Linked DNA regions of Homo sapiens: regions 2, 3, 4 and 5 are each linked to region 1. The links are chromatin loops, found by intact Hi-C in ENCODE. Cell type or tissue: mammary epithelial cell. All regions are shown on one strand.

Region 1 (5,000 bases):
ATTTAAGATGAAGAAACAAAATGTACTGAAAGAAAATACCATGTCAAGTTAATCAACATACACTCAAGACCTACACAGAGATCTCCAAATGGTGCCCTAGCTAATATTAAAGATACAAAATGAGGACTAGGTTGTTTACAAAGATTCAGGCCATAATAATTAAAAATAAGAGATTAAAGTTTAAAGAGGAAAGATTAATATTAGGTTAAAATTCTCCACAGAGAAAAGTATCAGGTTACACACTGCGTTATTGAATAAGGAATTCTAATTTATTTGAATTATTGCTCACTTGCAGTTCTGCAGCTGGCAACAGTGCAACATTGTTTTACCAAAACAAAACAAAACCTCAGAAGTAGTTCTTTTTCTAGAACTTCTAATAAATGTAGTTAAGTACGAAAATAATATGAATAGGAAAAAAAATCCAACAAAAAATTTGTGCTACATTCCCTAATTAAGAAGACAAAGATGTAAAATTTATAAAAGATATAATATTGTCTTAAAGAAATTCTTAGGGATGAGCCAAAATATACACAATAAATGCTACCACACAGAAGGCAGCATCTTATGCCTAGAGGGAGTGGAATGAGTCAGACACGCTGATACATAAGCTGCTCTGTCTTCCTCTGCTTCATAAAAACGACGGCATCACCATTTTCCAAATGTTCAAAGTTTGTCTTTCTGTCTTTCACATTTTTTCTACAGGCTCCAGACAGGCAATATTTCAGAATATGTGGAAACAAAGAAGCTGAAAATAAAATGAAATAACTAGTATCTTAGCACTCTGACCAAATTAGTGAAAACTGATTTGTACATAAAGTACAAACTTTTATATACTTCAAAGTTATTCTGTCGTTGCTATTTTCCACCAATAGTACTTGCAAAAATTGGGTTATTTTCTCTCAGATCCACAGCTGAGTCTACATCCAACCCCACACTGTAGGGATGCATAGGTGACTTCTGTCAGCTCCTCCTGGAGATTAGAGAGTTTTCCTAATAAGCTACACTGTATGAGCTTCTATTGCTGGAAGATATAGATAGTTACATAGTAAAGTGTTTTGTTGTTTGATAATAGCTCTAGTGTCTAAGGAATAACTTATTATGCAAGAGACTATTGCCCAAAAAAAAATTTTCTATTTTTTTCATCTCTAAGGCCTTTCTTTCTTCCACAATATATACAGATATATCTAACTACTACCCAAGGGACTGTCCATAGTAATTCCTTGTAGAAAGACCATCCCCAAAGATAGCTTTGGTCCTTTTATAATGACTGGATTTGCGATTCAACAACAGCAGGTTTAATAAACATGTTTATCTGGATTCTACTTAAAGAGATAGCAGACGGAATGCATGGTCACTTTGTGTTCAAAATGACTCTTCTAATTAATCTGTGATCCCAATGCCTATTTAAGCTACATCAACAAACAAAGCAACTTATTTGTAACTGATCAACAAAAAGTAGGATCTCTGATTCTTTTTCTTTTAAAGACATGTGAACCAATTTATAATTTTTAATGCTATGGAATCTATTTGTTTTCAAGTTTGTAAGATCTTTTACTTAAACAAGGTTGTTTTGTTTTTTAAGATAAAATTTAACAATGTTAACTAAAGACCTAGTGTAAATGCTTGTGCTATATCAGCACAGAGCCTCTTAGGCTGAAAACAAAAATTTTAAAAAGCCTATGTACTTGTGTGTTAGAGGGCAAGAAAGAAAATTATGAATAAAGCAAGCTGAATATGAAAGTAACACTAGATAAAAAACATTATACAAAATACAAAACCAAATAAAAAATTAGAACTGATGAGATAAAATTCACTAATGAAATGGGCAGAGAAAACTAGGAAATATTTCATTCAGGAAGAACTCAAGTTCTGCTGCAAAGAATTGTCAGAAAAAAAGGAAGAATAGATTAACACATAGTACAACATTCACACTTCATTATAGAACACCTGAACAGATGATACAATTAAGAGGACATTCATTTTATTTTGTTAGGGAACCCCTCAAAAAAATCCCACCTAAACTTGCCAGGAACTTCTACTCCACGTGAAAGGGAGTACACCGGTATAAAGTGTCATCATGACACAAGCTAGGAGAACCTTTCAAAGCAATCTTTATGCTTGCCAGGACAAAACAGTTTCGCAAACCAGCCACCACACTGACATCTACCTGTGGCTGGCTGAACTGTGTGCAGGTGACAAGCAGGAAGGGGCGATCTGACCAGGAGCAAGCACTGCACAGACAGTTCAGGGGACACATTTGTCTTCCAGAAATTCATCACAATTTGAAGAAGGCCTTGGAATCATTATTAGCCTAAGAAAAGTTTGGAAAGTAACTGGAATTTTAGGCTTTCAAAGTAATCTTTCAGCCTGGGACATTTGTATTTTTATTCCATCGACTAGATTGGCAGTTACAATAGAGTAAAATATAAAGACATATAGACTTGAGGTAAATGACATAATGGAAACGTGTTGACTGGTACTTTAAATGACAAAAATAGTTTTGATTTAAAGTCTGTTCTGATCAAACCAGGTTTGTGGCATTGATCAAACTGCTTCAAATCTCAATTATATCTAATATTAATTCTAGACATTTTCATTTTGATTATTTTTATGGGATCCCTTTATTCTTTAAGAACTTCAAAATCACCCAAAAGAAATAAATGAAACCTCTGATTCTCTGGAAGATTGTGTACTGTTCATTTTGGTATATATAATTTCACTTCTCTCAGCAAATACAATATACTGCTACAGAGATCAAGATCTATTTTTTCTCATTGTCTGTATTCAGGGGCAAAACCACATTTGTTCTATCCACTGCTTCTTGTGGTACAGCCTATGAGCCTGCACAGGAAGCAAAAGGAAAACTGAAAGTCTCTGAAGAGATTATCCAAAAGAAGAAAATTATTCCCTGTGGAGTGAGTCGCCCTAACTCAGGAGGCTGCTGAAACAAGTGGCAGAACAGAACAATGAATCCCATTGTATACTGAATTCTTAATGCCACAGTATCTAAGAAGGCTTGCCTTATTACTTAGCTATGCATTATCAACATAAAGTGTTTATACAAGAAAACTGTATAGAAATGTATACTGTTATCTATGACCTGAAAAACATGTTTTATAACTGAGATATTTTAGATAAATATATGTTTAAAAAATTAAACTCAACTTTCAGGAGAAATGAAAATTATAAATACAATTTTTTTTGTCATTGCATCTTAAAACTTCCTTAAAAATGCTTCCAGCAATATGCAAAGTTCAGACAAAATTCTATTAAATTAAAAGTATGTTTGGCAAAAATTTTCAAGGATGTCGATACATATATCAAATGGTGGTAAAGAACAGCAAATTTGCCCTGTGCCAGTCACACATGTAAGAACTTGAGAAATTTGATTAGAAATACTCAACAAAATGTTTAGATGTGAAATCAAAGAGACACTGGAGACTATTACAAAATGTAAGCACACTTCTAGTTGAGCATCACTATCTGAGTTACAATATTACTTGAAATATCTTTTGACTTCCCCTCACCAAAAAAAGAAAAAAAAAAAACCTCTTAAGATGAAAAAGTACTTTGTAGAAGTCATTAACACTGGTTAAGAGCTATATCGGCCATAAGTAGGGGGAAAAATACCCAAAGTGTATTTCCAACAAATTTAGCAAAATGACGAGGTAAATCTTCAATATGAGGCAGGGACTGCAGATTCTATTCTTCTGCTCCACGAGATACAGACTTTCTACTCAGGGTTATGATGTCAAGTAATGAATAAAAAAGAAAAATAGAGAAAGATGTAGATAGTTAAAAAAAAATTAAAAAGGGTATGTAAGGTTAGAAGTACTAAGGAAGTGACACAGTTAAGGAAAACTCTGGCCAAAACTAGTCTGAAGGAACACTGATGCTATCCCAATTTCAATAATAGAGACACAATATGCAGATGATAAAACTGTCAGAGTCTGGCTTGCCATTTCAGTTTTCTGCAATTTACTAAATTAACATTTAAAGTGCAATGTAGGGTTATCCTTAATATTTTTATACTACAGGTAGTATTTCTGTGTTACTTTTCATGACTTATCAGTGCTTTACTGTTTAATATGCATTTATTATATATCCCCTATAAATCATAGAGAAGAAATGGAAGAAATAAGTTTCACATAAACAAAAGCCCAGTTGAGGCCACTGAAGTGAAACACATCCACTCTGATGTGGAAGCCAATGTGATGAGTGAAACACAATGTAGTTCAATATTAAAAAACCCTATGTTTTGGAAAGTAGGAATTTTAAGCTATTCCAACGTTTACTTACTATAACACACTAATTTTTTTTCTATTTCATTCTCATTAATACAGAGGTGACATGTAACAAAGAAAAATAAAAACATAGAAAAATGTTATTTTTTTTCATTTTAATGCAGAAACAAATCTAAAGAATTTGCTACAGAAATAATATTCTAGACCAGTGTTCTATGAATCCAATTTGTGCTTTGAATTTATAACGAATAGTAACTAATGGCAAAAAAGTTTTGGAGTAATGATTGAATATACTGATTTGTAATGGATTAGACTTTTGGATATTTTAGACAGTAAAAGCTAATGAAGGAGGTACACGTTTACATTTAAATAGAATGAGATGTCATTGCCTAAATTAATAATGCAAACTTGAAAAATAGCCTCAGGTTCAAAAGACCAATTATAAAGTTATTTTGTAAACAAATCTATATTTGTATTTTTCATGAATAATTATAACTACTAGTATTTCTCCACTAATGTTCAATTTATAAAATGAGAAATACATTTTCAAATGAAACTTAAATAATATTTCAGTTTCTAATGATGGTAAGCTGCCTGCAGATTAAGTGTTAATAATGGCAAATATAGGAATACTCCACAGGAATAATTTTTATCTATTGATATTATACAAATAAAAACATAAAACTAGAAGTTAAATATTTTGAACAGTAAAATATTATGAAAATAAACCAGTGAGATAAATATGAAAATAAACAA
Region 2 (5,000 bases), 350 kb before region 1:
GCAGGAAGTCATGCGTCCTCCACCTACTGCAGGGGTGAGATGAGGAGGTCATGCGCCCCCCACCAACTGGAGGGGTGAGACGAGGAAGAGGAAGTCAACCCTCCCACCTACTGCAGGGGTGAGATGGGGAGGTCATGCACCTCCCACCAACTGCAGGGGTGAGGCAGGGAGGAGGAAGTCACCCCCGCCCCGCCTACTACAGGGGTGAGGTGAGGAGGAGGAAGTCATACCCCCACCTACTGCAGGTGTGAGGCAGGGAGGAGGAAGTAACCTCCCCCCACCTACTGCAGGGGTGAGGTGAGGAGGAGGAAGTCATACCCTCACCCCTACCTACTGCAGGAGTGAGGCAGGGAGGAGGTCATACGTCCCCCACCTACTGCATGGGTGAGTTGAGGAGGAGGAAGTCACCCCCACACAACACACCTACTGCAGGGGTGAGGTAGGGAGGAGGTCATGCATCCCCCACCTACTATAGGGGTGAGATGGCGAGGAGGTCACCTGCCCCTACCTACTTCAGGGGTGAGATGAGAAGGAAGTTACCTACCCTTCCCCCCTACCAAAGCCACCCCCATCCACTGCAGGAGTTAGATGAGGAGGAAGTCATCTGTTCCCCCCACCCACCCGCCTGCACCCTGCGCCACCTACTGCAGGGGTAGGGCAGGGAGAAGGCCAGCTGCCCCCACCCGCCACAGGGGTGAGAGCGATGCAGAGCCACAGGGCATGATCCTCTCCCCAGGACCCCGTGGGGGCAGGCGAGGCACCCAGGGCTCTCAACCCGTGTGGCTCCGGGGTCTCCACCAGAGGAGTTGCAGGAAGACCACTAGGAAGGATGTGTGTCTGAGCAGCCTGCCCGGGTAGCAGGTGGGGCCTGGGTGGCCGCAGGGACAAGGGACAGAGAGCAGCCACGGCCTGGAGCCCAGAGCCCCGGGTAGGCAGGAGGGCGGTGAAGGACCTGGCTTTCCCCCAGTAGCCCAGGGACCACAGTGGCCCAGATCTGGGGCTCCCATCCAAGCCTCTCCACCCCAGGGTGCCCGGCTCAGGCCCCGCGTTAGGAAGCAGACACCTGGGCCTCCTCCCACGCGGAGGTGGCTCGCCTGGTACTGCTGCTGGTGGGTGACCCTATGGCTTCACGGCACACCAGCTTCTAAATCCTTGCCTCTGCGGCTATTTCTAACCGTTCCCCCACACAAGACTTAGCAGAGCGTGCAGACACCACAGAGGGTAATTAAACCATCACACTCGCAAAGCTGGACGCACAGGCAAACACATGATGTATTGTTAACAGCAAGTATAATTAGGCAAGTAAACGTATATCTATATGTCATAGTTAACTGAAACATTAGCTTCCAATAAACGTATAAAATGGATTCCAAATGAGGGGAAAAATTTCTTTTAGAAATTTGTGGTTTTCTATTTTCTTTCACTTCAACTCTCCATTAATGTGGGCCAATTAACTGTCAATTGGATTTACAAAAATGTGTTTACATTTTCAGCCCCATATTTGTGAGTTCAGCATTACTCAGTCTATCTTACGATAAATAACCCTTGGATTATGTATAATGATAAGAGTATCTAAACAATCACAAGGTAATGCCTGAAATACACACGAAGGTGAGCGTGAAGGAAACATGTGGGCCACAGTCTAGGACTTTCCAGATGAACCTGAGGGTGAATACACTTCGATCACCTTCCACAGGCAACTTCATCATATGATATTTCTGAAGGGAAAAAGTCTTCAGTAAAAACAGAATTATTAACTTGCGCCAGAATCAGAACCTTATACTTGAAGTAGAATACAATTACTGAGGCCACTGATATTATGACAGAGCTACATTGCTATCACTGTCTATAAACATGATGAAAGTCTTGTCTGCCTGATGGATACAGTTTCCAGTATGAGAAACATTTTTGTAAGCTCACATATATTTTTCATATATAGCCTCAAATAATAGTTCTAGATGGCTTCTATTGTTCCAACCTCCTCAAAAAAATTATTTGGCTAGTGCGCTTATCTTTATATTTGAGAAAACAGTGCTTTCTTACTGTGGTTTCTGAATGCACCGGAAGCCTAGGATTTACTTTCACTTTGCCTGCACTGTGGCTCTGAATAAATAAAATCTTTTGCTATCACCCTTTCCCACTAAAATGAACAGGAAGTAAAAAAAAAAAAAAAGTAAGGTCTGAACATTTCAAATAAATACAGCAACAAGTATATTTAATGATAAGGTCACTGATATTTTTCACACTTCAAAAGAAGGACAAAGCTGTGCTTCTCTGCTGTGGGTGAGTGTGTGTGTGCTCACATATGAGTGTGTGACTGCTCCTCCGTCTCTCCCTTCTAATTATACCAAATACGGAGAACACTGGAAAAATTACAAAAATGGCTTCACCTCTATCTATATCAGAAAATCGCTTTACTGCAATAGCATTAAAAATGTAGGCACCAGTTCTCATAAGCAGAATGAGGGAAACAGTGTTTTCCAAAGTGAAATTTCAGGGAATCGTTCTTTTCAAAGTAAGATAACTTAAGGGGCAAGGCAATTCACGCAACTGAATCTAGCATCTGTTTTAAGTCATAAAGGCCATTACATTTTGTGGGTTGTGCAATTTGCTGTTTAACCAACTTTCTACAAAAGCATGGTGAAATGGCATATTTAAAACCAAGGGCAAAGGGACTCCACTCACTGAGAGAAGAGGCACAGCCCCCCCTGGCAGGAGCAGTGTGGCCCTCTGGGGTACCTCTCCCAGCAGCAGGCCCACCGCCTCAGCCCTGACCGCATGGCCTGCTCCTGGCCATTCCACCTCCTGTTTTATCTGTCAGAAAACACTGGCATTTGGTGAAGGTGTACGGTCGGTGGTGGGTCGATGCGGCAACTGAAAAGAAACTACAGCCTAGGGCACTTCCAGTTCAGCAACCCTGGGTAGCAATGCCTACCAAATGCTCTTCCTGAACAGAAAATTATATCTGGGTGCCTCCATTTGCTCGAGCAAAAAGATTATTCAGAAATCATATATACCACCAAAACACTGCAGGCTCAAACTTGGAATAAATCCTCCACTCCCGCTCCCTCTACAGCATTTTCAAGCAGGGCTTTAGTACTCCATTATTGTGAATGTTCTTTGGCCCACAGCAAAAAATATTGACAAAATTCTGCTTTTAAGACAGTTATTGTCTCTGTCTACTTGATAGCAGCCTTCAGAAGTTCACCTGCTAGCATTAAATTCTTGAGTTTGGGTGAAAGGAGAGAAAATTTGCCACATCTCAAGCTCTTCTGCTGTAGCAGCAGCAAATCAAATTATTCTTTCAATTAAACTAGCTTTGTGCCTAAAAACAAAAAAAGGCCACAGGCTTTCTTCCCCCACACAGAGAACTGAAGCCATCACCCCTTTAAACCCCATGACTTGAGCATGATCTCCACGGCTTAGTATTCTTGGATAATACAGCTCATAAAATTAAATCTACTCTCAGAGATTTCACTTATCACTGTGTGCTGTGAGCTTGCAGGCAATCAAGGGATCAAGAGTTCTGCACTGGGGTGTGTTTTGATGGACCTGATACAGGGATATGACCTACCTCTCTCTTTCTCTCTGACACACACACACACACACACACACACACACACACACACACACCAGAAACCAAAAACACCCCATCAGAGGTTGAACAGAGAACCAAGGCCCCCATCGTCATCCCCACTGCCCTGAGATGAGAAGAGACGCTTCCCACTATGAAGCTCACAGGACTTCCTCACCTTTGCCACACACGTTAGCTACATTTTAGCACTAAGACAAGCCCTGAACAGTGCATGCATCTGGCCAATTTCCTTCCAAAGAACTGGAGCTGGTCTTTCGTAGGAAATGCCCAACTAACAAATGCTCTGTTTGACTTTCTTTTCAAAATGTTGGCTTTCAAGAAGCAAAACGTGAAGCGCAGGTCTTGGTTGAATCCACGCTGATAAGGTAAAGGCGCTTCGGTGCTGGTGACGTGCCTGGAAGGGCGGTGAGGTGGTGTTTGCTGGGGGAGAGGGGAAGCCCGCTCCCCTGGCACTTATTTGATTCAGAGCATTGTATTTGTGGAAGTCAAAGCCAAGTGCTAACCAAGATTTAACACTAAGACTAATCAGAACAACACTTAGTACAAGAAAACACAACTTTTTTTCTGTTATGGTACATAGAGTGGGCATCCATTGAGAACTTGGCATCTTTTGTTAAGCACCATGATTATGAATAATTTATGATAGAAACTGACAGTGACTTTATCACAAAGCTGTGGATGGAGAAATAGAAGAACACTCCAGGACCTGCCTGGATAAGACAACGACTTCCCGGATGTGAAACACAAAATCTGTCATTTGACTAAGCAAATTTTACAGGGACAAAGGGGTAAATTTGCTAAAATAAAATCAATCAGAACAAAACAAGAAACTAAAAATCTGGCAGTTTTAAAAATTCTCCATTCTTGCGGTGATTGCAAGGAGACAGCCCACGTCTGGTGCAGCGGGCACCTGGAAAGCCTGACCTTTTCCTTTTAAGAGAGCTCCACAGGTTTAAAAATGGGACACGCACAGCAGCATCGTACAAACTAAAAAGATATTTAAAATACCAATTACATAGTTAAAAATTAACACTGACATACCCTTAAAAATCCAGGGGTTCCTGAAAATGTCTTCACTTTAAAAAGAGGTATGCCTGCAAAGTCCAAGCTCCTGTTTGTTTCCACAGCTTCAGGTGGCACTGGCTATTTCCCGCATCCAACTTCTAAAAATACCAATGTGGAGTTCAACTCCTCCATGCATTTTTCTTTTTTACCTGAAGGCAAAAAGTCAATCCGGTTTCTCTTCATAGATTGTGGGCCTGGTTTTAATTTGTGCAATAGTCCTTTTGATAACAATGCCTAGTTAAAACATCCACTAGAAGTCTGTAGCAGGCATTTAATGGAAGGAAAATCTAATAGGGTTCCACTGCAACTCGTTCATTAACTTTTAAAAGAGTTCTCTCCT
Region 3 (5,000 bases), 580 kb before region 1:
ACAGAGGGAATATCAATAAAAGGGGCCATTTTTCTTTTTGCAGAAATTGATACGTTGACCTTAAAATTCCTATAGAAATGCAAAGGACCAAGAATAGCTAAATCAATGCTAAAAAAAAAAAAAAAAAAAAAAGACAAAGAAGACTCACATTCTCCCATTTTAAAACCTATTACAAAGCTATAATAATTAAAGCAGTGTGGTACTGGCATGAAGATAGACACATTGATGAATGGAATAAAGTTAAAAGTCCAGAAAGAAAAACTTACACTTATAGTCAATTAATTTTCCATAAAGATGCCAATGGGGGTAAACAGTCCCCTCAATAAATGTGCTGAGATTACTGAATATCCACATGCATAAGGCTTTATTTAGCCCCCTCCCTTATGCCATATACAAACTAAACTCAAAATGGATCATAGACCTAACTGTAAAAACTAAACCAATTTCTATGTCTTGTAAAAAGACTTAGAAGTAAATCTCTGTGACCTGTTGGAACTTTAGGTTAGGCAGTGATTGCTTAAATGTGACACCAAAAGCAGAAACAATAAAAGGCAAAATTGATGAATTAGACTTCATCAAAATTAAAAACTTTTATGAGTCAAACAACATCATCAAGTAATTGGAATATCAGCCCATAAAATTAGAGAAAATATTATATATCTGATAAAAGACCTGTATCCAAAGTATATAAAAGCAACTTCACATAACACAATAATGATAAGAATAACCCAGTCATAAAACAGGCAAATGATTTGAACAGACATTTCTCCAAAGAAGATATACAAATGGCGAAAAAGCACATGAAAAGATATTCAATGTCCTTACTCATTAGGGAAATGCAAATCAAAACTACAATAAGATTCCACTGCACATCCAATAGAATAGCTATAATCAAAAAGCCAATAATAAAGGTTGGTAAGGATGTGATGAAATTGGAACCCACCTTACTGGTGGGAATGTAAAAAGGTGCAGAAACACTGGAGAACATTTGGGCAGTTCCTCAATATGTTAAATATAGAGTCACCATATGTCCCAGAAATTCCACTCCTAAGTAACTACCCAAGGAAAATGAGAACATATGTCCCTGCAAAGACTTCTGGATGAAGACCGAGGGCAGCTACTGCTCGTAACAGCCAAAAAGTGTAAACAACCCAAATGTCCTTCAGCTGATAAATGGATAAACAAAATGTGGTATGCCCATACAATGGAATACTATTTGGCAAAAAAAGATGAATTACTTATACATGCTAAAACAAGGATAAACCTCAAATATTATGCCATGAAACAAAGCCAATCACAAAAGATCAAATATTATTATTCCATTTATATTAAATGTCCAGAAGAGGTAAATTCATGGAGGCAAAAGCAGATAAGTGACTTTCAGAGGCTGGGGTTGAAGATTGAGGGGGGTGATAGGGAGTGACTTTTAATGGGTACGGGGTTGAAGATTGAGGGGGTGATAAGAAGTGACACCTCATAGACATGGGGTTTCTTTTGGAGGTGATGAAAAATGTTCCAAAATCAGATCATGATTGTTACACAACTCTGTAAATATATTAAAAGCATTGAACTGTATAATTTAAATGGGAGAATTTTATGGTATGTAAATTACATCTCAATAGAGCTGTTTTAAAAAAGTGTTCAGATACAAAAAGGAGGTTGCTAAAAACAGTCCTTCTTCCTATAGATGAGGCATTTTTTTGTCAAGCTCACTACATCATATGCTTCTCCAGATGCTTGGTTTGGTTTCTCTACTTGGGGGTTCTTACAATAAAACCTATTTCTCTACAGCCTCTAAGACTTTATGTAGATTCTATACGATATTCTCGAATCATAAAGAGGATTTATGTCTGTCTTACTTGAAGGAGATGGGTAGAGCTCCCTCATAACCCTACAAATACAACATTTTCAATGTTTCTGCCGATGGCCTGATGAAACAATAGGACCTCAATAGTTAACGCGCTTGTTTTGTCCCTTCAGGACAGTAGCTTTAGTTATAGAAATGTCCTCTGCTGTATTTTTTCCCAAAAAATATGCATTCAAAAAGGCCTGTGAAATGTATGTTAAATAAATCTTTTTCACTATGTTGAAAGTTTAAGCGATTTAATAAAAATAGAATCCAACATTTTACGACTTGAACAAGACTTCAAATGCAGCATTACTAAACTCCATTCTTCCCGTGACGGCATCACCTGGCAGTTCAGCGTGAGACAGGCTTGCCTCCTACATAGCTCCAGAGCAACTGTGTGGGAGGTGAGCCTGGCCCTGTAACCTGGTAAGGCCACAAAAGCTTAATTAATTTTCAGAAAACAAAGTTACTTGTATGGCCTAATTAGCCTACATTTCTTAAACAAACCCAACACAAAGCTAGGTGATATCATTTTATGCAAACAAACAATAACACCTGATCACTCCCCACACTTAGATGCCACCATTATTATAGTTGTTCAACCTTTTTTAACTCTCCATTGCTTGGAATAATAATAACCTGTTAGAACTTTGAAATGAAAATCTTTCCACTTGACAAATGCTGATGTTTTTAAGCATTTCAAAAGCCAGTGTCAAACAGGCTTGCTTTTGATTTTCATCTTGGTCTGTGCATGAGCATTAGAGAAATTAACAAGAGCGAAAGGCCTGAGATTAGCCCCTCCTCCATAATTCCCTAACGTCAATCAGTAGGGGGAGCTCTCCTATTATTTAAGTGTCCACAAACAAAGCACAGAAGCATTTTTATTGACTCTCCTGGGGACAATGGTGAGGTTTTTCTTTAAATGGATGTTATAACCTGAAGAACATTAAGACAATGATTTGTTCAAAGTTAGAGATGTACCTCATTCAGCACTGACAACATATTTTCTAAAACAGCCTTGCAAATTAACGAGGGTGTAAGAGTTGCAGGCCTGTAGAAAATTATCCCATTCCAAGAAGGAATCAAGTACCTGTCACTTATAGTGGAATAAAACTTAATTGCATCAGAATTCTAATGGCCATAATGGGCTTCATCATCTCTTTAATATGACAGAATATATGGAAAGGTTATAAAAAGGGAAAAATTGACTAACAGATTTTTAGACTTTGAGAAAGGTGGCTTTAAGCTATAAATTATAATGTGAAAGGCACAAAATGAAAAGAGCATCAGAAAGTATTAGACTCTTTGAGATTTTGTAGTTAAATTAAATAAAATGTCATGGTAAGGAAATGAATGGTATAACCCGTAAGCTTTTCATGTAGTTTGCTAAAATAACACTTCCACAATTAGAGATTTGCATGATTCTTTTTATTATTATTTTCTGTAAAGATTGGGTCTCCCTATGTTGCCCAGGCTGGTCTCAAACTCCTGGCCTCAAGCGATCCTCCTGCCTTGACCTCCCAAAGTGTTGGGATTACAAGTGTGAGCCACTGCACCTAGACTGCATGATTCTTTATTGGAGCTTTTGAGTGAAAGTAATGAAGTCCCTATACATGTACACAGTATATATCACAATATGGTAAACTGAAGACCAGAAAATACACAGTGAAGTTATCAATAGGCAACAACAGCAAGAATTGTGTATCCCTCTATGAGTACATCATATTGCTAAGTGTGACAGAAACTGTCAATGTCCCCAAGTTGCTCCCACTCTCTCTTGATAATACAGTTACCAATTTTAGTCTGGGTATATGAGTTCTCATGGGAAAAACTACAATCCCCATCCTTCCTTGCAGCCAGTAGAAGCAAGGTGACTGCATTCTGGCCAATGGGGTAAGAACAGATGGACTGTGCAGAGTTGCAGTGCACAAGAGAAAGAGGAACATGCTTTTACCAACTCCATTTCCCCTTCCCACTGGCTAGAATGTGGATATGATGGTGAGTCATCTGGGGCTATGTGGAGAGGACAACAGGTCAGGAGAGTGAGGCAAAAAGGTAGGAAGAGCTTGAGCCCGTCATAACTTTGCAAAGCAGAACCACCAAACCAGATTTTACTTTGCTGTGAGAGAGGACTGTCTCCAGGTTATTCAGACTAGTCTCCATTTGTCTCTGTGTCTCCACAGTTTAACTAGTATCCTATACTGATAATATTATAAGAAACATAAAATAATACCTGAAATCTTATTTCTTTCTGTTGTGGAATTACCTAGGAGTTTAGAAAGTGAGCCCAGCATTGGGCTAGCATCAAACATTTATAATGAGACTTATTGACTAGTGATTCAGTGTTTGCATTTGGGAGATGGATAGATAATAGATAGAAAGATAGATAGATAGATAGATAGACAGACAGACAGACGTATATTTCCCCTATGAACAGGCAGTAGAGGAGGATGGGGAAGAGGAGGAAGAAGAAGGAGGACAAGGAGGAGAATGGGGTGGGAGAGGAGGAAAGAAAGGACCATCTCAGTTCTTGGCTGGAATTGTCCCAGTTACATCCGTGGTGTGATGTTGTTAACTTGCCTTTTTTAACTCTCAAAAGTATCCTGACTTGAACAATAACTTACATGGCCATTCTGCCTCTTGGTGTCCTTTCAATAATCCCAAACTACCTCATATAGCTGGAGCTTGATATTCAAAGTGTATAATCCACTGTAGAATGTGGGCATGGTGTGAACAGGACCTCTATATAAGAAATGCCAGTACAGATACTAAAACTAAAAGAATGCAAAATGCAAAAGTCTAAGAAAAAGATCACTGCAGGTGAAACAATGAAAAGTATTTGGTTTTATCAAACCAAATTTAGAAGAGAAAATTGTGGTAGGAATGGTTTCCATAAGCTGGAAGAAGAAGAGAAAAATAATACAGAGAAAGCAGCCCAAGAAGACAGGAAGAACCTGGTCAAGGGAAGAGACGCTGAGGACCGTAAGGGAGATCTTGGCAGCAAGGATCAGCAGAAGCGATCTTTAGCATGAGTGCTTTGCTTCTATGTTATACATGTTTTCATAGAACTGGGTAATAAAGGTGTAACAGGTGTTCAGAAAACACACCGCTCCTACCCACGGCCCTTCAGTGGCACACCCACATCACTCAA
Region 4 (5,000 bases), 240 kb after region 1:
GGCAAGTGAGTTCCTTTAGTTACCAAATTATAAACTAGAGGTATAACCACAGTGTTTGCACTATATTTTTCAGTTTGGCACTGAAAGAATTTTCATAGAAATGAAATCAAAGAAATTTGTTTAAAGTCTGGCCAAAACATTGCCTTTATTTTTCTGTCAGAAAAACCATTAAAAATAATAATTCTACTTAAATGCCAGAGGTGCTGCCATGTTTACTGCCTTAATCAGATTAGAGGGAGACTAATAGGACTAACTATACCTACTGGTAAATAATAAGGTCATTCTTGATGTCAAGAAATTAAAATATTATCCTGTATTTTATACTTCCTCAAATGGTCCTTCAATAACAAATTTCTAATAGTATGCCTACTACCAATTTCTCTTTTTTAGTAGAAATGATCAGCAGCAGAATTATTCCTTGAATTATCAAGACCTACGATTGTCAATGCAACGATTTCATGTCTGTTATTGCTAATGTAAAACTAAATATTTTGAAGTATTGATACTTAAAAGTCTGTAATTGAGCACTCATTAAAATTATATCGATGGACATAAATTTCACTCAAAAAAAGGAGTCCAATGAATAATATATTAGCATGTTCATGATAACACATAAGCCAACAATGTCAATTCATTTTTTTCTAAAAAATAGCTAAAATCATCATTTTATTTCAAATAGCATACATCATTTCAATAAGTTATCATAAGGAAACACTAAGTGTGCATAATTACGTTAGTTTTTGATAATCTACTGATGCTTTAAATAATGTATAAGCATGAGCTTTTTTCCAACATGTTAGTTTGTAGTATCGCTATTTTGTAAAAGACATTACTGAAATTGAAACTAATCACTATGAATCAATATATGAAGATTCAATAAATATAAGCATATCGATACATGTTAAATATATTTAGCATTTAATTGCTAAAAACCCATTGTCCCTATACTAAAGATCTGAGTCAAAAATAGATTCAACTTTTATGGTTAGTAATATTTCACAATAGTTCTGCAAATATATATTAATAATATACTGAGATTACAAAATTATAATTTTATAAACCATAGACATAAAAAGGCCCATCATTTTCTAGGTGTTTAAACCTAAGTTACTATTACTAACTTCAGTTGGCAAATGGCAGGTTTAATGGACACAATATTCTTTTGTTACTCAAAATATAGACAACTGAGAATATGACGCTTAAATAAACTTTTAAAGAGATTCAACTTGAAATCCCTGCAACTAAAACAGCATAATCTACAATAGCCAAACAGAAAACTTCATAGCAACTAGATATTTTGATTGGAAAACCATATATCCAAGAGAACTGCAATGACATCAATTTCCTTACCACAGACATCTATGGCTATCTTGATAGGCTTAATTTGGTTCAACAAAATGTCACATCACACAAACCATGTTCAGTGAATTCTACAAAATCTAAATACAGAACATAGGGTGTGGAGTCAAATATAAATTGTTTAATAAATTTCAAATCTCTAGAATTTTCCGTTTTTCAACCAATCCACATCTAGCAAGCTTTGCTAATAACCTCCCTTGTTTTTATGGAACATGTCCAGTCATAGCTTATATGACTGATTTGAAATGCAAGCTTAAATTTATTCCAAACTCACTAATGATCAGCTATAAACACCTAACATACCCTATATGTGAGAGGTGACTGAAACTGAGAAAATGTAATTTACCGAAGGAGAAACTAAACTGTGTTATGTGCATTGGTTCTGACTTAGGAAAGTTTTGCCAATAGTTCTTTGTTTTGATTTTTCAGACCAAGGGAGGAAGCACCTCGGGAAGTTGTAATATGAAACTAATGGAGAAAAATATAGCACCCACCCCTGAAAACCTTTTGTATTGTTTCAATCACAAAACTTACCCCAGTAGAAGTGTTAGAGTAACATAATATTGCCCTCTGCTGGTCCTTCATGATTTTTACATCTAACTGCCTTAGTTTAAGTTCTCAGCATGGGGGGAAAATATAAGCAATATTCATGTAATAAGCAAAAACAAATAATAAAGATTAAAATACCGTAAGTTCCACAGTAACGTTTCCATGATATATATTTTTATTTTATATTTAGTTTAAACAGGAAAAGGCTACGATGTATTTTGAAATTGCTCGATGAATAAAAACCCTAGCAAGTATTAAAACCCTTTATTTCTAGAAATATAATCATACTGCTGTCTTCCAACAATCAAATGTGTTTTAGATAATGATAGGAAACAGAAATATGCTGAATATTTTGGCAACGCTATAAAAAGGTACTTAACTTTGATCTTTAGATATTTTTCTGCTGTAATTTTAAGTGATTTCCTACATTATAGCTCTGAATAATATTTTCAAAAGCCTCTTTAAAAGGGTAGAAAAAAGGGGGACTATACTGTACTTGAATGGAAAAGCTGCTCTACTTGATGATATCAAATTCTTGAGCAAACTTTCCATGAAGTCATCTTTACCTACAGGAAGTCAATTAAAATCTGACAGGAGAGATTAAGGGCTCTGTGACAGATTTCACTGGTCTGTACTCAGTATAGACACAGCAATGCTATAACATTGAAGTTACAATGAATATTTAACAATCCAACGACTAACTACTCCAGCAGAGTTTTCAAAATAATGTGATGTCCCTATTTGTTAGAGCAAGTTCACTCTGGCATCAATTAAATCATGAACTGTCATCTTGATTGCTCTCTTTGTTGAGGGACAGCACATTTCCATCTAAGGATCACCTCGGCTTTATATCTCTGCAAGACAATTCATAATTCTGAGCAGCAGAATGAATGCACAAATTACATTCTTCAACCTTTTACTCCCACTAAATCTTTCCTTTTTTCCACTTTGCTGAGCCTGAATATTTTATTCCTCCATCAAATATGCATCCCATTAATTAAGTTAAATTACTTCTGACTGCCAAATATTCTCTGTCGATGACTGTCAACAGAAAATACATGGCTGTGAACTTCTAATGACACAGTCTCGCTTAAACATGAGTTACAACCTTCACGCAGGCATCTACAGGCAAATTATCGGCCTCTTCTTCAAAACCGGGCTGAAATTAAATGCTGGTTTCTTTTTCTTCAGCTTTTAACAAGTACACAATAGATGACACTCGTACTTGACAAAGCAAGTACTGCAATTTTAATTATATACCTTTTCCTCATCTTTTAATTGCTGTTGTTAATCAGTCATTAACTTCTTCCCAAAGTGCAAGATTCTTAAATCTCCTTCAAAACATTTCGGCTCAATAAATTCCATCGCTCTTCATAACTAACATATAATTTTGTCTATTTTTAAAACTGTCATTTTCCAAACAGGGTATTTTTAATGTGCTCTTTAAGGATGACAGTAACAGGGTTTTAATCATAACTTGCATAAAATTATCACTCTCTAACACATCAAGACTAAAACAACCCAGAAAGACTTAAATGGGTTGTTTAAGAATAATTTTGTAACATAAACACCAAAATTTCTATCTTTACCCTTGAGCTACAGTCCCACCAAGCTAAGGGGGGAAATATTATATTTATATATAGATAGATAGATAGATAGACACACACACACATATATAGCAATTTCTTGCCCCCTCCACTACAGAAATGGAAATGTAGTTCTCAATAATTTATTATGCTCTCTATCACAGTATAATCATTAGTGCAAAAATATTTAATTACAGTGAAACTGTTATGACATTACTATAAAGCCAGTAAATTTTTTTCTACACCTTAAGATAATGTGTTCTTTGGGGTAACAAACAATATTCCCGTGGCCCACCCCTTCCATGAATACTTCAAAAATGCCACCTAGGCCCTATGTAAGTGTTCTCTGTCTCTCTCACAAAGAGAACCTGCAAAGTCTGTGAGTTTGCCTGTTTCATACATGAGCCCACCCTAAAGTGTATGACCAAGTGCAGACCCCTGTCAACCAAACTACCTAGAAAGAGTGACTAACAGGATGTCTGCTGAACTACACCAACACAGCAGTCATCAACCTAACTTGTCTGTGGATGCAGAAAGGTGCTCCGTTTCTCTCAATGTTTACAAGTCTCTAAATCTCAATGGGGCTTCTTTTGAAGTACTGCAGCAATTCAAAACAAAGAAATTGTCAGTCTTTGCATCCCTTAAAGTGACTAGGCAGGAGTGCTACATGATGCAGACTAAGTAAGCACCAACAATTGTAAACGATACCATGCACAGAGACCATATAGTCCATCAGATACTAGCTGAAAAGGAACTTTTCAGCTAAGAACTAAGAGACAGCAGGGAGGGGTGGCAGGGGAAATAAAATTATTCTGCCAATGGGCACTAGTCAAACAGACTATGACAAAGACATTTTCGATTATTTGTTCCTAATACAAAATAAAGTGAAATGCTATTTTTGACAATCCAGCTGATTTTAGATATAATTCACATTGCCCATGTTCTATCATCTTAAGGAAAAGAGAAAACAGTTGCCTCACAATGAATACCCAAATTGCTTGTGTATCTTCATCACTTAATAGTTAATTCTATCCTTTGATAGAAGTGACCATCTAAACTCAAAAGGAATTATAATAGATTCACCACTGTTGGTTACTGAAACTAGAGTTCCCACGTTTGGCACTCAGAAAATGTTTGAAAATGAATGGACGAATGTTGATCAATTAATTAACTTTGCTGCTTAAACCTGTGTCCATTATTTCCCTTGTTAAAAAGAATGGTAGCTAAAAATAGTGAGACTGAAAAGTTTAAGAGCTACATTAAAGCTAATTAGAATGCCAGTGGGATAAAATAGAAACAGCCCTGACCCGAGAGTCACAAGTCCTGGGTTCTTGTCTCCATTTGTGAAAAGTCACTTAAGCTCTTGACCCAAATTTCTTTACCTGTCCACTAGATGGATTGGACCAGGCAACAGTGTAAGTTCTAAAACCCTATTTTTAAAATAAATTTTAGTGGTGAATACTAAAATGTCTTTAATATTTAAACACATTCCAATTTTTCAGACTA
Region 5 (5,000 bases), 140 kb before region 1:
AAGACAACACGGCACTTGCAAAGCAGAACACTGCATTCAGTGCCAGGAAACATGTTTAATAGAGATGCAGAAATGGGAGCACATCCACAATGATGTGATACAGAAACCAGAGGGTTGGTGCAGAAGCCATAGCAAGCGGACAGTGATGGGAGGGATGGAGGGAGGCAGGCAGGTGAAAGGAATGAACTAAGCAGGCTGGCTTGGCAAAGATAGATTTGAGGGGTGGAAATAAGGACAGGAAAACAGCCTCCAAATATCTGGCAGGCTGTTATGTAGAGCTGGGCATGCACATGACCTGTGCAGGTCCAGAGCATAGGAGGACTGCTTTAGCTCATTATGAGGAAGAATTTTTCTAAAACTGAGAACAATTTACACATGGATACATGAAAAGATGCTTGGTATCATCAGTCACTAGGAAAATGCAAATTAAAACCATGATGAGATACACAACACACCCATTAGAATGGCTAAAATTTTAAAAAGACCGATCATGCCAAGTGCTGGTGAGGACGCGGAGCACCTGGAGCTCTCATGAACTGCTGGTGGGGATGCGAAATGGCACAGCCATGGTGGAAAACAGTTTGTTGGCAATTTCTCACCACATCATCCCATGACCCCATTCCTAAGAAAATGAAAACACATGCCCATACAAAGACCTGTTGCCAAACATTGACAGTAGGGTGATTCCTAATCACCCACAACTGGAAGCAACCTAATGTCCATCACCAGGAGACAGGCAAACATACTGGTACACGCATGCGACGGAACAGGACTTGGTGACAGGAGGGAACATGAGCAGTGGATGTGCAGCAATGGGAATGAAGTTGAAAAGCATTGTGCCAAGTGAAATAGATGGGTACCTGCCACTGACGTGACATGCTGGAAAAGACAAAACTATAGGGACAGCCAAGGCCTGAGTGCTAGGAGAAGAGATTTACTGAAGAGTGGCACTAGGCAACTTTTTGGGGTAATGGAAACGTTCTCTAACTTGGTTGTGCTTGCATGATTGCAAACATTTGACAAAACACATCCAACTGTATACCTAAAAAAGATGAAATTTACTGCATGTAAATTAAATCTCCATTTAGAAAAAGTAAATGCACTCCATATAAGCACAGAAGAGTGTGCCAATCATTTCCTGTCAAAAATGCTGTGGAGCACTCCTAAATTCAGTGGGCAGTTACATCATTTTCTCTCTACAGACTCTTAGGACTCTAATTATACAATATTATGACTCTTTTCTTCATCTTTAGGTATTCAGACCAATTCAGTGACTTATTTTTCACATCTGAAAACAAACCTGATCTGTCCAGTGTCATATTTATTTTCTAGATATAATGAAAATTATATCTAATATAAACCTTATGGTTTATATAATCTTCTGAAGTATAATAAGTACAAAAATCATAAGGCTGAACTGTCTTTTACTTCTACATTTTACTTTTACTGTTGTTACAGAAATGAGAAGGCTGGCCAGGTGTGGTGGTTCATACCCATGATCCCAGCACTTTGGGAGGCCAAGGTGGGAGGACCACTGGAGCCCAGGAGTTCCAGATTAGCTGGGGCAACATAGTGAGACTCTGACTCTAGTTAATAAGAAAAAAAAAAAAAAAGGAAAGAAATGAGCAAGGCTAATTCAAAGGGCAAGGGATATTCAGAAAGGCCAAATATGTATCAATCAGATACCTAAAAAGAATGAAATGCAAATTATCTAAAGCTGAAGATGGGCTTCTACCAGGCTGGGCTTAGTGTTACATCTGTGGGAGACACTCGCTGATGTCTGTATTGACATTTGTGACATCGGAGGCGGTCGCTGGTGTTTGTATTGACATTTGTGAATGCAGGCTACACAGTGTTTAAGGACAAGCTACCTCTTGAATGAATGTGGCTTTATATAAAAATGGGGATGCTGATCGTCCACTAGGTGGCTGTAATTGTGGTCAATCAACACTGTTCCTTAGTTTCTACTTATCCTTCAGTTACACTAGAGCTGCACATTTGTTTTTGGCTCAGTTTGTGTGTGTGTGTGTGTGTGTGTGTGTGTGTGTGCACGTGCATGCACACACATGCGCTACAGTATCAGCCGAATGTGAGAGACCTACAATACTTTTCCACTAGGCCTGAGTGATCTCATGGCTAAAAAGACATCGTAGGAGTGGATTTCAAGGTATTGCTTGTTTAGATGGATTCTGTGTGTGTGAGTGTGTGTGTGTGAGAGAGAGAGTGTGTGTGTGAGAGGTAAGAAGAGACGGAAAGTGCATGTGTGTGGACAACAGTGCTAGCTCTTTTATGGTTGAAGAAAGGGGGGAAACCCTACAGCTTTTCCTATGGTCGTTAGTGTCTTCTTTTTCATAATAATAACTGGCAATCACTTAGGAACGTGGTAAGGCTTTTAACTATCAATAATGCTACCCTTTCTTTAAGAATGTGATTTTATGTAGACATTAAGACTCAGGCAGATCTAGCTTAAAATCTACGTTTAGCCACTAACTAGCTACATATGCCTGGGCAGCTTGTCCACCTCTCTAAGCTTCAGTTTCTACGTCCATTGCACAGGGCACTGACACCTTGCGGGATACTGCGAGTATTAGGAACAGACTGCACCAAGTGCCCCGTAGTGCATGCTTGGCCTGTAGCAATGCTTAACACGGGGAAGAACCCTTGTTCTTCCTTCCCTTCAGAACTGCTTGCCACCAAAGTAATTGCAGCTTCTGAAAAAACAATTCCTACTTCACGAGCAGGACACAGCATTAGTAACAGTGCTGGCCGGCATCACACGTGGAGCTCTACCGTTCTCCATGTGCTTTGTCACAGCATGTTTCAAAGCTGTTTTTCACAAATTAGAATGTTGTTTAGAAGTCTGGATTAGAAGTATTAGAAAGAGTGTAAAAAAAAACTTACTGAATTTTTAGTTAATTAACTGTAGCAGCATCCATATAGGCTAATTTAGATAGTTTATCTTTTAGGAAAAGAGTTACGCAGTGGGCAACTTTGTGTTCCAACTGGCAAAGAGGGTCTATCTGCAGAGTATCACATACACACACTCAGCTACAAGTTATTAATGAGCTCAGAATGCCTAATGGTTTGATTATGTTGCGGCTGAAACCACGTGTAGCCAATTCAACCTCAACAAGTATAATACATAAAGATGTACTGTAAATGCGGAACACACTGACAAGATATTAAGAATATAAAGGTATATTCCACTTGATAAAATTTAGAGGAAGACAGAATCTTCCACCCCATTTTGAACACAGATCAATACCCAGTATCTTTTTTTAGTATATTAAACATGGGGAATCAACCCGTAGCCACTCAATTGAAATAAAGTTCTCGTTATATGACTGTTCCCTATCAATATCCAGTATCTAATATCAACAGCCTACTCACACTTCAGCCTGGACTTTAGGCTCCGAAGAAGCCCAAATTGGCAGCATTCTCATGACTGTGACAAAAATTCCTTTAGGCAGGAAATGCACATCACTCCACGTGATCAAAGCTACTTCATCCCAGTTCACATGAGCTATCTGAGGGATAAAATGCAGCACAGAATTTTGGGGGCAGATGTCAATGAATGACATGGTGTGAAAAATGGGCCTCTGTTTATAGGAAGTTAAAGGCCAAACGTTCTAAATGAAAGAACCAGAGAGAGAGACCAACAAGGTAGCTGTGAGCACTGCAGAACCATTATCGGCACCTCTCTCTGTCATACCCAGCCAAATTCAACTGCATACAACTCATTTCCATAGCTTGAAAACAAGAAATTCCGCTTATGAGAAAACTGAGATTGAACCAAAAAAAAAAATTCTCTAGGGAAATGTATAAAATTGAGCTTTTTCTTTATGACTATGATTTTGAAACTATAACCTGCATTAACTCAAATTACTATCAAATGCCTGAAATAAATTGTCAGGAAAGACTCTGTAATGGATTAAAAAAAAAAAAAAAAAAAAGCTTGGCCCCTGTGCTTAGAAATAGGCTGAGAGATAATCTGCAAAACTCAAAACTTTCAAGTATTCATAAGATATTTAAAAAAACATTTAAAACAAATGATTTGACAGCTGCAAATGCAGGATAACACCTAGCTGAATTATGGAAACAGTGTGGATAATTACTTTTTTCAAACGTTGGGGCTCTGTGGACCAAGGTCCTGTCTGAATTTCCCTGCAGCACCGTTACTGTGCAGTAATACAAGTCCTGTTGTCACAGCAGCCTCAGTCTCTTTATCATCCACACATCAGTAAGAATGATGAGACACGTCCCATGATTCTAGCAGTCTTCCTTTGAAGGATCCACACGTTAATTACTGCACTAATTATGGTTTTTGAATAACTAAATGAAGTAAGCAGTCTATGGAGGTACAGGCATAAACCTAAGACTGAGAAAATACTAGTTACTGAAATCATCAGTGTAAACTGACACATCGAACAGGTTTAGAAGAAGTGGAAGCGGTAGATTTTAAAAGACAAGCATCTTAAATAATTAGGGCTCCGTAAGGCAAAAAGAAATGTTATTTCTTAATGGCAAGTGCATTTAAACTGTTATCTAAAGATGTGAAGGTAAGCCTGCTTAATTCACTGCTTCTTCTTTTGTTATTAGGAAAACATAATTGTTCCAAATAATTAGCACTAGAGTACATCACAAGCTGACAACAAAATTATAGAAATCTTCATATTCAGATCCGTCTAGCTGGCTATTAGGAACAGTTTCTGATCATAACCCATTAGTTGAAGTGCTGCGAGTTCTTGATTGCCACCAAATAACCTCAGATATCTGCCTAAGTTAACAGCCCCTGTTTATTCAGAGTTTTCTTGACAGTAAAAACTGCTTAGGATTTTTACAGCTGCCACACAAAGGAACAGTATTCCATGTGTATGCTTGGAAGATTAGGTGATACAGTAATTGAAACATGGATTTTAAATACACGTTTAACTCCTAAGTTTCTAAGCGAACCCCTGAAAAGGCACTTCTCCATTGTTAATGGTGGTGTCATTCTGTTT

Evidence for each region. A loop is a pair of places that touch in the nucleus more often than their neighbours do. Peaks named below come from ENCODE experiments on the same cell type or tissue, not always from the same donor. Only the 100,000 strongest peaks of a DNase experiment are listed, where the experiment ranks them.
Region 2: it touches region 1 in a loop (14-fold over the local background); 9 of 110 quality-filtered maps call a loop at or near these places.
Region 3: a loop joins it to region 1, with 13 times the contacts of the local background. A loop is called at or near these places in 30 of 110 quality-filtered maps.
Region 4: it touches region 1 in a loop (2.9-fold over the local background); 19 of 110 quality-filtered maps call a loop at or near these places.
Region 5: it touches region 1 in a loop (3-fold over the local background); 10 of 110 quality-filtered maps call a loop at or near these places.

What each region holds. Positions count from the first base shown.
Region 1 is chr18:74,893,760-74,898,759 of GRCh38, reverse strand. All of the region lies in intron 7 of ZNF407 (zinc finger protein 407), which reads right to left. Among named protein-coding and RNA genes, the nearest start is that of ZNF407, 300 kb to the right of the region's middle. In mammary epithelial cell, a CTCF peak has its summit at 2,165; DNase peaks (open chromatin) are centred at 589 and 2,139; H3K27ac peaks cover 293 bases.
Region 2 is chr18:75,245,037-75,250,036 of GRCh38, reverse strand. The region is part of intron 1 of TSHZ1 (teashirt zinc finger homeobox 1); the gene reads right to left. Among named protein-coding and RNA genes, the nearest start is that of TSHZ1, 37 kb to the right of the region's middle. In mammary epithelial cell, no CTCF peak of the experiment used is centred here; a DNase peak (open chromatin) is centred at 2,196; H3K4me3 peaks cover 2,066 bases; H3K27ac peaks cover 2,341 bases.
Region 3 is chr18:75,476,881-75,481,880 of GRCh38, reverse strand. It overlaps LOC105372201 (a long non-coding RNA gene), which reads right to left. Exons shown (of 3, transcript XR_935637.3): 3 at 3,335-5,000. Among named protein-coding and RNA genes, the nearest start is that of SMIM21, 52 kb to the right of the region's middle. In mammary epithelial cell, a CTCF peak has its summit at 2,679 (motif pointing right); no DNase peak of the experiment used is centred here.
Region 4 is chr18:74,649,504-74,654,503 of GRCh38, reverse strand. All of the region lies in intron 3 of ZNF407 (zinc finger protein 407), which reads right to left. Among named protein-coding and RNA genes, the nearest start is that of ZNF407, 54 kb to the right of the region's middle. In mammary epithelial cell, a CTCF peak has its summit at 1,928 (motif pointing left); no DNase peak of the experiment used is centred here.
Region 5 is chr18:75,038,672-75,043,671 of GRCh38, reverse strand. All of the region lies in intron 8 of ZNF407 (zinc finger protein 407), which reads right to left. Among named protein-coding and RNA genes, the nearest start is that of PTGR3, 170 kb to the left of the region's middle. In mammary epithelial cell, a CTCF peak has its summit at 1,926 (motif pointing right); no DNase peak of the experiment used is centred here.